Regions from separate parts of the Mus musculus genome. Here region 2 is linked to region 1. The links are chromatin contacts, found by Hi-C or POLR2A ChIA-PET in ENCODE. All regions are on one chromosome and are shown on one strand. Each heading gives the region's core, a stretch centred on a gene start or an enhancer-like site at or near the end of the contact. The rest is flanking DNA. Distances are from core to core; before and after follow the strand shown.

Region 1 (5,994 bases), core at 80-2,579:
AATGCCCACCTGAGGTGTTTTACCACCAGCCTTTTCTTTCCTATGAATCCAAGGCTGGTGCCTTACTTCCTTAAGATCTTTTACAGGAGACTTGCCCGGGTAGCCTCCCTGACTACCCCGTCCTTAAAGTTCTCTAGTTCCTCTCCGAACGTCACCCTGCACTGGTGTGCTTCCCATCATTGACTATACCTGTCCTACATCTTAATCTGCTTGGGCTGCCTTAACACAACAGCACGGACTGGGCAGCTTAAAGGACACACAGTTATTGGTCACAGTCTGGGGGCCGAAAGCCCTTGGCGCACCCGCATGTTTGACCTCTGAGCTGGTCTTTTCTGGCTTTCAGACACGTGGCCTTTGCTCTGAGCTTGCTCTCTCTCCAAATACATGTTCACTGGGGTTGAGTTCCAATATACAAACATTGGAGGTGACATAGTTTAGTCTTCGAAAATCTATTTTACACCTGAATAAAATAGAGCTCTGGAGTGGGGGTGGTGGTGGAGGGAGGGGTAGGTTTATCTACAGTGCACATTAATGTGCCTGAGATAAGGTTGACACTCCATAAATACCTGGCAAATAAATGAAGGATCTGAGTTTTCTCGATGGGTTGAGTGGTACGACAAAAAATTTTATTACCTCAAATAATAAATTTATTTTATTATTATTATTTTTATTTTTTATTTTTTCGAGACAGGGTTTTTCTGTATAGCCCTGGCTGTCTTGGAATTCACTTTGTAGACCAGGCTAGCCTTGAACTCAGAAATCTGACTGCCTCTGCCTCCCAAATGCTGGGATTAAAGGCATGTGCCACCACTGCCCAGCAATAAATTTATTTTTAAATTAAATTTAAAAAATTAAATTTTAATTAAAGCATCAGTAAGTCTTTGAACCAGTAAGCATGTATGCACATCGGTGACTTTTCCTTTGTTTTGTATCTATTCTGCCACAATCCTAGGAAATTAAAATGCACGAAGAGAGACATGGGGAGGTTTAGGGCCAGAGAAGAAGAGATAAGGACGCTGGTGGTTAGCTTCGTGGTCCTTGCCTTTTCAGACTCTGGATCAGACGTTCTAAAACCTTGGCGCGCAACAGTCTTGTTAAAGCACACTGCTGGGTTCTACCTTCCAGAGCCCTGGATGGGGCCTGGGGAACTAGCCTTTCCTGTAAGTTCCCAGTTACTATCCATCCCGTCCTACACACTGGGAATCACACCGCAGACACGGACTTACTCAAGTTCACTTTTCATTCGGGCTTCTGAGCTGTTTCTCGTTCCACAGCCCTCCTGGAGCCCATCATTGAGGAGTTTCTAGAGAATGTTGGGTGGTTTATACGGTGTGGGCCGCTCTGGGTCGGGAGGTCCTTGCCACAGGGTGGCAGCAGTATCCCAGGCTTAGAGTGGCCTCCTCTCTGGGCTGCTTTAGTAGCAAATCTCCTGGTTCCCACCAGGGAAGGTTTGACTGGCTTTTCCATTTCCCCTTGGCTGGGAGGTGGGGGTGGGGGACAGCAGTGGGAAGGGGGCCGGCAGAGGGGGAGGTCACTGGCACACAGAGGGACAGTTTTGTTCCCTGGGAGACTCTGGGAGAGGAAGCTGGGTGGTCTCCCCGGAGTGTCGAATTATGCGCTTCACAAAACCACCATGCAGCGCAGGGCTGCTGAGAGAGAGCCAGCACTGACAAAAGCATCGCAGACACTGGCAGGGGAATCTGCTCTGCCCCGGTGCAGCGCCCGGAGCCCCTCCAGAAGAGCTCTGTCAGATTTCGGAGAGTCTGGTTTCCAGCCTCCCTCCCAGAAGACAGCAGTTCTTGCAGCTTCTCGCGGGCTTGCTTCCATCCATCCATCACATCTGCGGACCGCGAAGCCTCTCTGTCTTCACTGGCCCGTTTCGTTATAAACATTTCAAGAGCCGTCCAGAGTGCCAAGAACTGAGCTGAGAATTTGATGAACACACATGTATATAAATGATGTATATGTGTCCCGTTTATTCATTTACCACTTCTGCAAAGTGAATAATTACATACATCCGAGATAAAGAAGTTGAACTTCTTTATGTGCCATTTAACTAGCGCTCACTTCATGAGCATTCCTTTTAACATGGTAACTCAATGAGAAAGCTGGTTTGGGGATGGCGACTTTATCTGACCTCCACAGGTACAGAAGGGATCACCGAGGTCCAGCGACTTTTGCAAGCCGATTGAGAAGTCAGGTATATTATGACATAGATTAACCAATTGGGTCCAGATTTGGGATTAAACAACATCTGAAGGTCTTTAAGTTTCAGGAAACATTTCTCTCTCTCTCTTTTTTCTCCCCACCCCTTTCTCTCTCTCAGGTTGAGACATGATCTCATTAGGTAGTCCTAACTGGTTTCAATCTTGTGGTACTTTGGCCTCAACCTGCTGAAGTATAAGGACAGGCATAAGTTTACTATGCCTGGCGTGACATTTTCCTTAGGACAGCTGTGCTTTCTGTTTGTTTGGCATAGTTCTCCTAGGTTTAAAAGCAAGCCGGCTTTGGGATCCTGTTGTTTGAATGCAGTGGCTCTGGGTGGTAGTCTTCAGATAGGTGTTCCTGGCCGAGACCGTTTTGATCAGCTCAGTGCTCCCAGCTGAGCTGATTCTAAATGGTTTTTATTTTCTCTTGCAATGGCTATGTCTCCAAGCTCCTGTCTGGGCATTTTCAGGACTCAATAAATTTCCCCAAACTTACACAGTTAGAGAAAGCGCTCCTAAGTTGCCACCTGATGCCATTTCCCATTAGATTGATGGCGGTCTTGAAATCGGCTATGGACCCACCATCTCCTAGGTGGGAGACAGTGTCTCTACTTGTTCCTTCTGCTGTCCCAGTTGGACCCTGCTTCCCACGCCATCATACCTGGCTTAATGTAGGGGCTTTTGTGGAATGACTGCCATTTGGAATCTGGAAAAGATTTTGAAAAAAAAAAATTCCCCATTTCCCTCTTTACAGCTCCTGGAAAATTGGTCACGTTTGAACAGGACAATAGGGCAGACACATAGGTACTTTTCTAAAAGACACCCTCAAGTAAAGGGGAAAATGTGCTATCTCTTAAAAGCAATGCCAGAGACATGTCTGTATTTTAATGGGTTACAGAGAATGTTCTATGTGGAGTAGGGATGGAGAGGGGATGGGGGAAGAGAAGAGGAGAGTGAGAGAGAGAAGCAGATGCCAGCTTTAAAGTACTTCAAGTACAGATAAGCTAAACACCATTTAATTTATTTAAGACAGTTGCGTGGAGCCTCAAAAGTGATTCATCAGGCTTTTAAATGGTGGCCACAAGATTTACAAGGACATAATCAGTGATAATATTACCAGGACAAAGAAACTGTAGGAAATTCTAGATGTGGGAGTTTTAAAGAATGTTTTTGCTTTCACTTAGCAATTAAAAATTGAAGTGGTTATAACAAAAACTCCCCTCCCCCAACACATATTTTTCCCATATTATGTCCACTGTACTAAGGCAAATAGGAATTATTTTCTATTTTTCACTTCACTTGTATGTGGGCTTCCCATATTATCAAATAATAGAACTTCCAGTGTCTTCCATTTCATAATCACTGTATTATTTATTTAATTCTTACACTAAGACAATATTTGTTCCTTACCTGAAGTTAAAGTTTAATGGGCTGCCATATTTTATGTGATAACCCTTCCTTCAGAGTTAGAACTTAGTGAAAGAAGAATGTCCTGAAACCCAAGGCTGGAGTAGCAGTTGTGTGGGCTGGACAGCTCTGTCCTAGGTTGGAAGGGGTTGCCATGTTGTCTTCAGAGTGCAAGTGTGTGTCTGAGAAAGTATGGGAGAATGAGAGTCCTCTGTAGTCTATAATCTACAGTCTAGAGCCGTGATTCTCAACCTAATTCTAATTCCTAGTCCTGTAACCCCTGTGTTGTGGTGACCCCCAATCATAAAGTTGGTTGCTACTTTATAACTGTGATGTTGCTACTGTTAGAATCATAATCTATGTGTTTTCTGCTGGCCCTAGGCAGCTCTTATGAAAAGGTCGTTTGACCCTCACAAGGGGTCATGACCCACAGGTTGTCAAGGATCTCCGAGAGGTGATGGGAGAGAAAAGCTGAAGGGTCCCTAGGAAAATGAAGCCTTTCTGAGAGACCTTGCATAGATAAGGTGACCGAGGGAACCAAGAAAGGAGAGCCTTTGGGGATTTTAAGCCACTAGATGGTTTATACAGATTGAGCCCATTAAGCCCTCCTGTTATTGCACTTTAGAATTAGGTGTAGCTCAGGTGACTTCTCAGGTGGCAAACCAGAGCATTCTCTGTGGTGGTCCTGGCTGGGCTCCTCCCCCCCAATACCCCCCACCTTTAGGCACAGTGGATGTTCTCATCACTTCTTAGGACACAACTCACCCGTTCCCTTCCCTCCCCGTTCCCTTTTTGTGGGCTTATTCATTCAGAGTGTGCCCCAGTCGTAGCACTCAGCTGCCCTGGCCCCGAGAGAAGGCCACACAGAGCTAGGCATTGTTGATCCAGATCTGGGACCACCCGGGTGGGAGCAGTGGAAACACAACCTAGTAACACAGAGGCCTCATGACTGACAGCAGCTTCGGGTCAAGTGCCCTGCAGGCTGCCCGGAAAGAGGCCCTGCATTCCGGGGGCCCCATCGGGGTCTCCTCCACAAAGCCCCATCCAGAGGGAAACAAACCCTCCCTCCAAGCTCCCTTCAGACTCTATGCTAGAATCCCTGTGCTAGAATCCCGTCCACCTCCCTTGAATACAGGAAAAGGAAAACAAGGACCTTAACTTCTGAGGGCCTAGAAACTTAAAGAAAATGTGGTGTGTGTGTGTGTGTGTGTGTGTGTGAGAGAGAGAGAGAGGGAGAGAGAGAGAACAACCAACAAAACAGAAACAACAAACAACAACCAAAACAAACAAAAAAAACTAAATATATTTACTTAGTAACAGTAGAAAATGTTAGCCTACTGTTTTTTTCATAGTTCTGTTTATGAACAGACTTATGAGCACCCATGTGGGGATATTGACCTCTTTCCTTCTCATTCTGGTCAGACTGGGACTGAGATTCCCTGCTCCACAGACACAATGGCCCCGGCCAGTCTCACACAGTCCAGCTTCTTAAGATGGCTCCGTGGCCTTCACAAACTAACTCCACCTTAGGTGTAGAGTGCAGAGAAATTGGCTAAGAAACAAATACATTCTAGTAGTGGGTTGACTTCCTCTGTGCTTCCCAGATCACTTTCCAACATCTAGAATATTCCACAGGCTTGCGGATATTGATCTCTTGTTGATAACTGAGTTTTGTTCTCTCTGTTTTGAGCCATCTCCATCCTATTCCCAGACTGGCTACGTGAGTATCGTCTATGCCTTAGAAAAAGATTCAAATACATTGATTTTTAAAAGAAACCTCCTATAGGAAAACTGATAAAAATTAAGAAAAATGCAAACGTGCTAAATTTTATATTATCAAACATGAGTCATTCTACTGAAGTCTTCCTAAGGATGGCCTACCCTCTGCAAGCTCTATTTAGGAAACTTGTCTGTAGGTGACTGCCCCCTGCTGGTAGCCAGCGAGATTAAAGGCTATACAGCTAGAACTTCAAGCTGGAGGTTTTGTGATATTGCTCACCAGTTCTTTTATTACGAAGCTTGAAGGAGAATAGTCTCCCATAAGTGGTTATTAGTAACCGGGGCTGCTTTGAAATGCCTTTTGGGATCCAATCCCGTCCTTTCTCTAAATGGCAGCGGTAATAACAGAGATAAAGCTATTTAATTTGAAGGTCAGACAGGACAATCACTGTTTGAAAGAGCCCCATGGTAGAGTTCTGCTTTTCTAAGCCCAACACAGAAATGATCCCTTTTATATGTGAAATCAGAATCTGACCTGGGCAACCAAGTGCAAGTGTCGGAGCACCATGACTCCCTCATCTCCTCCTCCTTTTGACTCCTGTTTTAAGAGATTGAGCATGTCATTACATATTGCCTCATGGCTGACATCCCCAGCTGATTC
Region 2 (6,683 bases), core at 1,083-3,582, 440 kb after region 1:
TAATAAGTCTCGGGTCTAATTTACAGTGGACACAGGGTTAGGTATTTATCCATTTCCGTACAACTTTACAAGGTAGCTACTGTTGATAAATAAGACAATCGGCTCAGAAAGGTTAGGCAACCAGTTCAAGGTTCACAAAGTAAATACACAGCAAAGTTGCGATTTGATACAGTCCTTCAAAGCCCAAACTCTTCATTACACAACAGAGAGTGGAGTAGGGGTGGAAAATGACCAGGGAGAAGGCTAGAGGAGACAAGGGCAGGAGCTACATCCAAGAGAAGGGTCTAGAAAGAGGGGGACTGAAAGGAAGAAGGAATGCCATTAGGGACTGCTGGCATGCAGCAACAGAAAGAATGGAGGCACTTCTGCGCTTCACAAACCCCAGTGGTTTAAGAGTTAAATGGGCTCTTCTGAACAGCCACCTGCTCATTTGGTAACTTTGCAAATAGTGGCTAAGTAAGCACAGGAAGGAGATGAAACCCTTGGCAGTTCCCTCAACTGACCGCCCCCAGCCTGCCCTGTTTCCCACCCCCAAAAAAGGTTGGCTGCAAGAATGAACCGATTATTCTGTCCTGAACCTGTATCAGTGGTTCTCCACCTTCTTAACGCTGCAACCCTTTAATACAGTTCCTCATGTTGTGGTGACCCCCAACCATAGTTACTTGGCCATCATTAGGAAGAGAGCACCCTCGGTCTAGCAAACTTTATATGCCCCAGTACAGGGGAAAGCCAGCGCCAAGAAGTGGGAATGGGTGGGTAGGGGATCAGGGCAGGGGGAGGGAGGAGGGTATAGGGGGACTTTTGGGATAGCATTTGAAATGTAAATGAAGAAAATAGCCAATAAAAAATAAAAACAAAACAACAAAAAAAACTTACTCCTAAGTTAAAAAAAAAAGAATAGTGAGAAATTGGTTATGATACCAAAAAAAAAAAAAAAAAAAAGAATTGTAAGTTTGCTACTGTGATGAAACATAATGAACATATCGGATATACATACATCGGATATATGACCCAGAGGTTGAGAACCGCTGAATATATCAGTAAGTGGGAGTTAGGGAACAGGTAAACAACTGGGGTGTAGAAGGCTCTTTCAATCTTTAAAGTTTTAAATGTCCTAGACATGGGAATCTTAAGGACTGAAGTGGAAAACCCAGCAGGGGTTTTCCTGAGAGAATTCAAGACACATCCGAGAGGATGGTGTAATGAAGCAATGTTTTGGAAGAGGCAGAAGAAAGGATCCAAAATAAGATTTGACTAGGATATCCCATTGAGATGTTTCCAGCTAGAAGTGGGAGTCAAAAGTGTAGTTTTCTGTGACGTGAAAGAGAAAACAGGTTCGATATCACAGAGGCATCTGAGTGTCACAAACATGAAATAGCATGCCCGGAATCCAGAGGCCACTTACTGGGAGTGCCAGGATCGCAAAGGAAAGGACGCCACAGCAAGGACCTCAGGGCAGTGGCCACCTACCCTGTCTTATGACTTTCCCTTCATTGTAGCTTTCCCTTTTATTCTTAATCAGCCTACATCTCTATGGTTGTGTAACTGTTCCCACAGACTCAGTAACTTCCCTTGCTCTAGCTTCAAGGACTACCTACCCAACATTCCAAAGTCAGATCAATAATCATCAAACACTGCTCTGAGCTTGCCTACAGGATAAAGTGCAAAACATTTTTAACCCTTCAGTCTGGTCCTACACAGCTTTCCAACCTTATCTCGCGGTCTAGACAGACACACAGGACTAGACAAGACTCCTTCCCTCATTATCCTCCTCCTTTCTCCCTGACAGCACTGCCTCTCTAGGCTGGTGGTCTTTTGGTGGTCACCGGAGCTCGGGCTAATGCTCTGTGATCCTTCTCGGTTAGCTCTAATTCCTCTCTAATAAAGGGCTCGGCATCTTTATTTGCCATCAGGCCCTGCAAAACGAAGCCGTTTGGAGCGAGGTCACCGCCCCCAGCTCTTACTCCAGCGACGGCCACATCAGCCATCCAGCAGACACTGGTTAAAATTTACCCTAGACGAGCATGACCAACTACCCAGAAAGCAAGCAAAAATGAAAGCAACTAGAGGAAGATGCGCAAGAAACTTGCTTTCCCGCCAGGCGCTCAAAACTCCGCCTGCACCCCCAACGCCGCCCAGACCAGTTCCAACTGGATTTCTTCGGGCAGCTCGAAAGCCAAATAGAATTTCGTCCCTTTCCCAGCCCCAGCCAATCCCCGCAGCCCCTCGGGCTCCCAAACCTTCCCGACCTCTGATTAGCTGACAGATCTGGCCCGGGGGCGGGCTTAGAGCGGCCTCCCTGAAAGGGTGAAGAGGGAGGTGGGGCCGGGCCGAGAGGCCACTGCGCAGGCGCCCAAGAAAACGGATAAACAAACAAATAAAACCCACTGCCCGGGGGCCAGCCCGGATCCCCGCCTCCCGGGGCCTCCCGGGGCCTCTCCGCCCTCGCGTGCGTCTGGGCACGTCCCCCCCCCCCCCGGCGCGTTCCACGCACGTCCCCGCACTTAACCTGTGCGCGGCCGGCGCGGTGCTGGCGGCAGGGAGCGCGAGCCTGCACCCGCGGCCCCGCGGATCATGACTTGCTACCGGGGCTTCCTGCTGGGCAGCTGCCGGCGCGTGGCGGGTGGCCGCGCGGCTCTGCGGGGTTCGGGCTCGGGCGCGGACGGCCGGCGGCACTTGGGGCACGGGCAGCCGCGCGAGCTGGCGGGCGGTGGTAGCCCCGCCGACGGCGGCTTCCGCCCCTCGCGGGTGGTGGTGGTGGCGAAAACCACCCGCTACGAGTTCGAGCAGCAGCGGTACCGCTACGCGGAGCTCTCGGAGGAGGACCTGAAGCAGCTGGTGGGTCCTGGCGGGGGACGGCCGGTACTCGGGGTGGGGGTGGGGGGCGACGGGCCACAGGACACCCCCAAAGCCCGACAACCTTCCTCCGATTGCCTGTGGGGCCCCTCGGGCATGGGACTGGGGCGCCCTGAGCCTGCCTTAGAGGGGGCTCCTGGGACCGGGACTTGGGAAGCCACGTGTGTCCTCGCCCCCGCCTCGGTAGCACGGACTCCCATCGCTGAGAAGATGAGGGTTGTTCGCCCTGTTTGTCCTGGGGACCTCTCCCCAGACCACCGGGAGAAAGGAAATTCTCCAGCACAGCCACTGGTGGCGGAGAGAGGGCCGAAGTGCCGCGGTCACACCCCCTTCTCGCCTGGGGACAGAGGCCTGGCCAGGGAAAGCCCTGCTGGATTGTGGTCGCCTGTCCCTTCAGGGTCTCTTACTGCTTGAAAAGCAAGCACCTGGGACAGCGAGGCAGGAAAGCTGACCCGAGATGGGTTTTTGTGTTGGAAGGTCAGAAAAGGAACAAGTATGCCGGCTAATGGGGAGAAGGCATGAACCCTGAAGTAACAGGGCCTCCGCCATACACCGTGTTTGGTGTATTTACTAATAGCGTTGCCAGGTATGCCATGCGTGTGTGTGTGTGGGAAGGATTAAACCCAGAGTTCGAGCTTCCCCATTTTTGAAAAAAAAAATTGATTTTGTGCTACCCAGTAACTTTTGGGAAATGGGCTGTTAGCAATTTATTTAGGAACCCCCCCCCCCACAGTTATGCCTGTAATTGTTGACTCCAGACACCCGAAGGCTTTAGACTGAATTGTATATAAGCATTACTAAGTTATGTACAAGAATAAGTAGGCTGGCTGTTCTAAAATGATGCCCTTACCTTCACATTTTTATTTTAGACACAGGGGAAACAAATTGTAAATCCTTGCCTAGCTGCTGCATCTTGTCAGTATTGTTTGGCAAGTTGACAAGGTAGAAATCAGTGCAAATTTTTCTCTTTCCCCCAAGTGTTTGAAAGTATTTCTAGAAAACATTTGCAGTCTTTAGTAGAGTATCAGCCGTTTGGCTGGCGTAGTTTGTGTAGTTGAGTGAAATGAATGCAATGAAGTGGGGGGGATTGTGGGCTAGATGAGAGTACTTTGTTTCTATTTTGGAAAAAGAGGCGTGTCCTTTTGGTTACATGCCCGACTCTGCAAGGTTCACCTTTTAGAAATTGTGAAATATCATGTATGCTTAGTCTCACACAATTTTATCTGAGCGTCTCTGGATTTAAAATAGTACACACAAGAAAAAGCAAACCAACAGAAGTGAACCGGGACTCTCAGCTCTACCCCACAGAGGGTGGGATTGAACGCCAGGACGCAAGGCTCTCCCTGGTTGGATTGACTGATATCCTTTGTGCTTTTTTTTTTTTTTTTTTTTTTTTTTTTTGGTTTTTCAAGACAGGGTTTCTCTTCTCTGACCCTCATGAGTGAAACAAAACGTTTGTGTTGCAATGCTAGCTTTCAAAAGTTTCACCTAGTTCCTGATGGGTTGGGCTAAATAGCTTCCAAGGTCCGTTCTGGAGCCGGCATTTTGAAATTATTTCAAGGATTCCGGAAGCGGGATGGCGTTTGAATTGAGATTAACTCTTGTATCTCTGCACGAGATGGCCCAAAATAAAACTTCCTAAAATGTAGGGGTAATCGGTGTCTTCAAAAACTTGGAACTCCCTCTTTGAGTAGAGAAGCCTCCTAATGTTTGTCACTGGGTGATGAGCTAGAACAGGCCAGCTTTGAAGTATGGGCTCTACAGCAGTCTTGTGATCACCAAAAGGCTGCAGTTTTAGTGTTTCCCTAACTTACTGATCGGAATTGGTTTTGCATTGATGTCAGGACAGTGTTTGCAGTGAGATTGCTTTAGATATACCTCTGATAAGAACAGCTCAGGAATAATAGGCTTTGTGAAGTTCTACGCCATGAAGGTAGGGACGGAAAGAATTTTATGTTGTTTACTATATTGTTGGGGTCAAACTTACTCATGAATTGGTTATAAAAGAAAATGCCCAAAGTCTTGCTTCAGGCCACTGCTACCCTGGCTACTGTTTTCATAATGTTATGGCAACAAGATTTGTATGAAAGCATTCTCCTCTTTTAACTTGTGTGTGTGTGTGCGCACATGCGTGTGTGCTCATGCAGAATAGTTCTCTATTTGGAGGTCCTTGTTAAAATGCAAATAATAGATTAACAGATGATGTCTTCAGTAGTTTACTCGCAGGAAGTGTCTGGATTTCTGACTCTGTGAAGGTAAAGAGTTACATGAAGTATCTTTTTAATCCATGAAGCCAGGATTATATCCTTTAGCTTGGGGCAAAATTTTGACTTCTCAATTAATCTCCCTGGTAGTTTTGCATCGTTTCAGAGTTTTGCCTTTCTTCCCATTGAGTGGTTAATGACTTACCTTGGGGGATGGAAGACTTTTAGTTAAGGATTTTGCTTCCAAGTCCTGTGATCTTGCAAAGGCATAAACGACTCTTCCAGCCTATTTGTGCCACAAGAGGTGAAGCTGGAGGCAGAGGCAGAGGCAGGGCTCCTGACTGGACTCCTTGACAGTCACATGTTAGACACAACAAAACTGATCTGGCTAGGATATTATTGCCCAAACTACACTTTGTTTGCCAAAGAAAAAGTGTTATTTAAAATACTTAATTGTACAAATCAGATAAGAAAGGGCTGTTTTCACTTTGCCTCCTCTCATTCTGTTATAATTTCAGAGGAAGCATCTTTAATGGCTTCCTTTTTTAGATATGATAAGATAAAGTAAGCTCACTTAATGACACATCTTTTTGATTAAATTATTTCTGTTTATTGCCTTGGTAGCTGGTTCTTAGGTAGGGATGTAACGATTTGCTTCTGTTTCCTCTTGTTACACACACACACACACACACACACACACACACAGGTATGTCTTAGGTTGTGGTAGTGGGCAGATAAACTCTTTTCTGCACAAATGCAGTCAGTTGTGTAACTAGTCACCAAGTTAAAGAATGTGACCTGGTGTCCTGCCAGGCAGGGCCTCCTAACCGAACCTTCTTGTTATCAGCTCTCCCAGCCTCAGGCCCCTGAGTGCTCTATCTGAGGCTGAACATCTGGCTGCTTGGCTCCTAGCTTCTCAGCACCCAGAGGCTCCCTTCAACCCGAAGAATGGACTGAAGTGCAGATTCCTGCCCCTCCCCCCCTTCCCTCTCACGGTTCTGATTCAGTGTAGAGAATTCCCGCACTTTGTTTCTCTGAACCATGTGCCTAAAATTTCTATGGGTGACTCAGAGATATACATGTTTTCTGTCTTCCAGTTCCTCTTCATCCTTTGAGGGAAGCTTCAGACATAACCCTTTAAGAAGTCCTTGATATTTGCCTCTGCCTACCAAGGTTAAGTTAAATATTATAAAGACATGATGAAAAATGCCAGTGTGATGATTTCTTACTTAACGTCAGGTGTTCTATCTTGCTCTTCTCCCTACCCTTCAGCCCACCCCATCCCTGCCCTCATCCAGATCATGGGGAAATGATTCTGATGCTGGTCCTCTTCCTCCTGAGGCTGGGGCCAGCTTTTTCACATCGGGCCTTATTGCCATCTGGCAGTACTCCATATTAGCTGGTAAGGCAGTGATCACCACCATGGGCTCTCTAAAGGAGTTTCAGGCTAAAATGTTTGAGAAACAAATTAAACAAATGATGGTTTTGGTGTCAGTCAGAAAAGATTTTAAGTTCCGTGTAGCATAATGTGGAAAACAGAGGCTGAGAGTATACCTCATTCCACAAATATTTGCATTCAGAGGAAAAGATTGACGTGCAGACAGTATAGTTTCCTCTCTTCTT

What was found. A loop is a pair of places that touch in the nucleus more often than their neighbours do. ChIA-PET counts read pairs that join two places held with the same protein, here RNA polymerase II (POLR2A).
Region 2: a loop to region 1 is called in a map of T-helper 17 cell, with 3 times the contacts of the local background. The contact joins the promoter of Nadk2 here to the enhancer-like site in region 1. A Hi-C loop is called at or near these places in 3 of 37 maps with a recorded cell type or tissue (T-helper 1 cell, T-helper 17 cell and T-helper 2 cell). POLR2A ChIA-PET finds 5 or more read pairs at or near these places in 1 of 5 experiments (Patski).

The regions. Positions count from the first base shown.
Region 1 is chr15:8,628,027-8,634,020 of GRCm38, forward strand. No RefSeq gene overlaps it. Among named protein-coding and RNA genes, the nearest start is that of Gm46508, 48 kb to the left of the region's middle. Within about 2 kb of position 1,330, at least 2 of the 3 ENCODE cell types and tissues checked have a DNase peak (open chromatin) inside an H3K27ac peak, as active enhancers do.
Region 2 is chr15:9,068,928-9,075,610 of GRCm38, forward strand. It overlaps Nadk2 (NAD kinase 2, mitochondrial), which reads left to right and starts at 2,333. Exons shown (of 13, transcript NM_001040395.4): 1 at 2,333-2,838. The coding sequence starts at 2,575.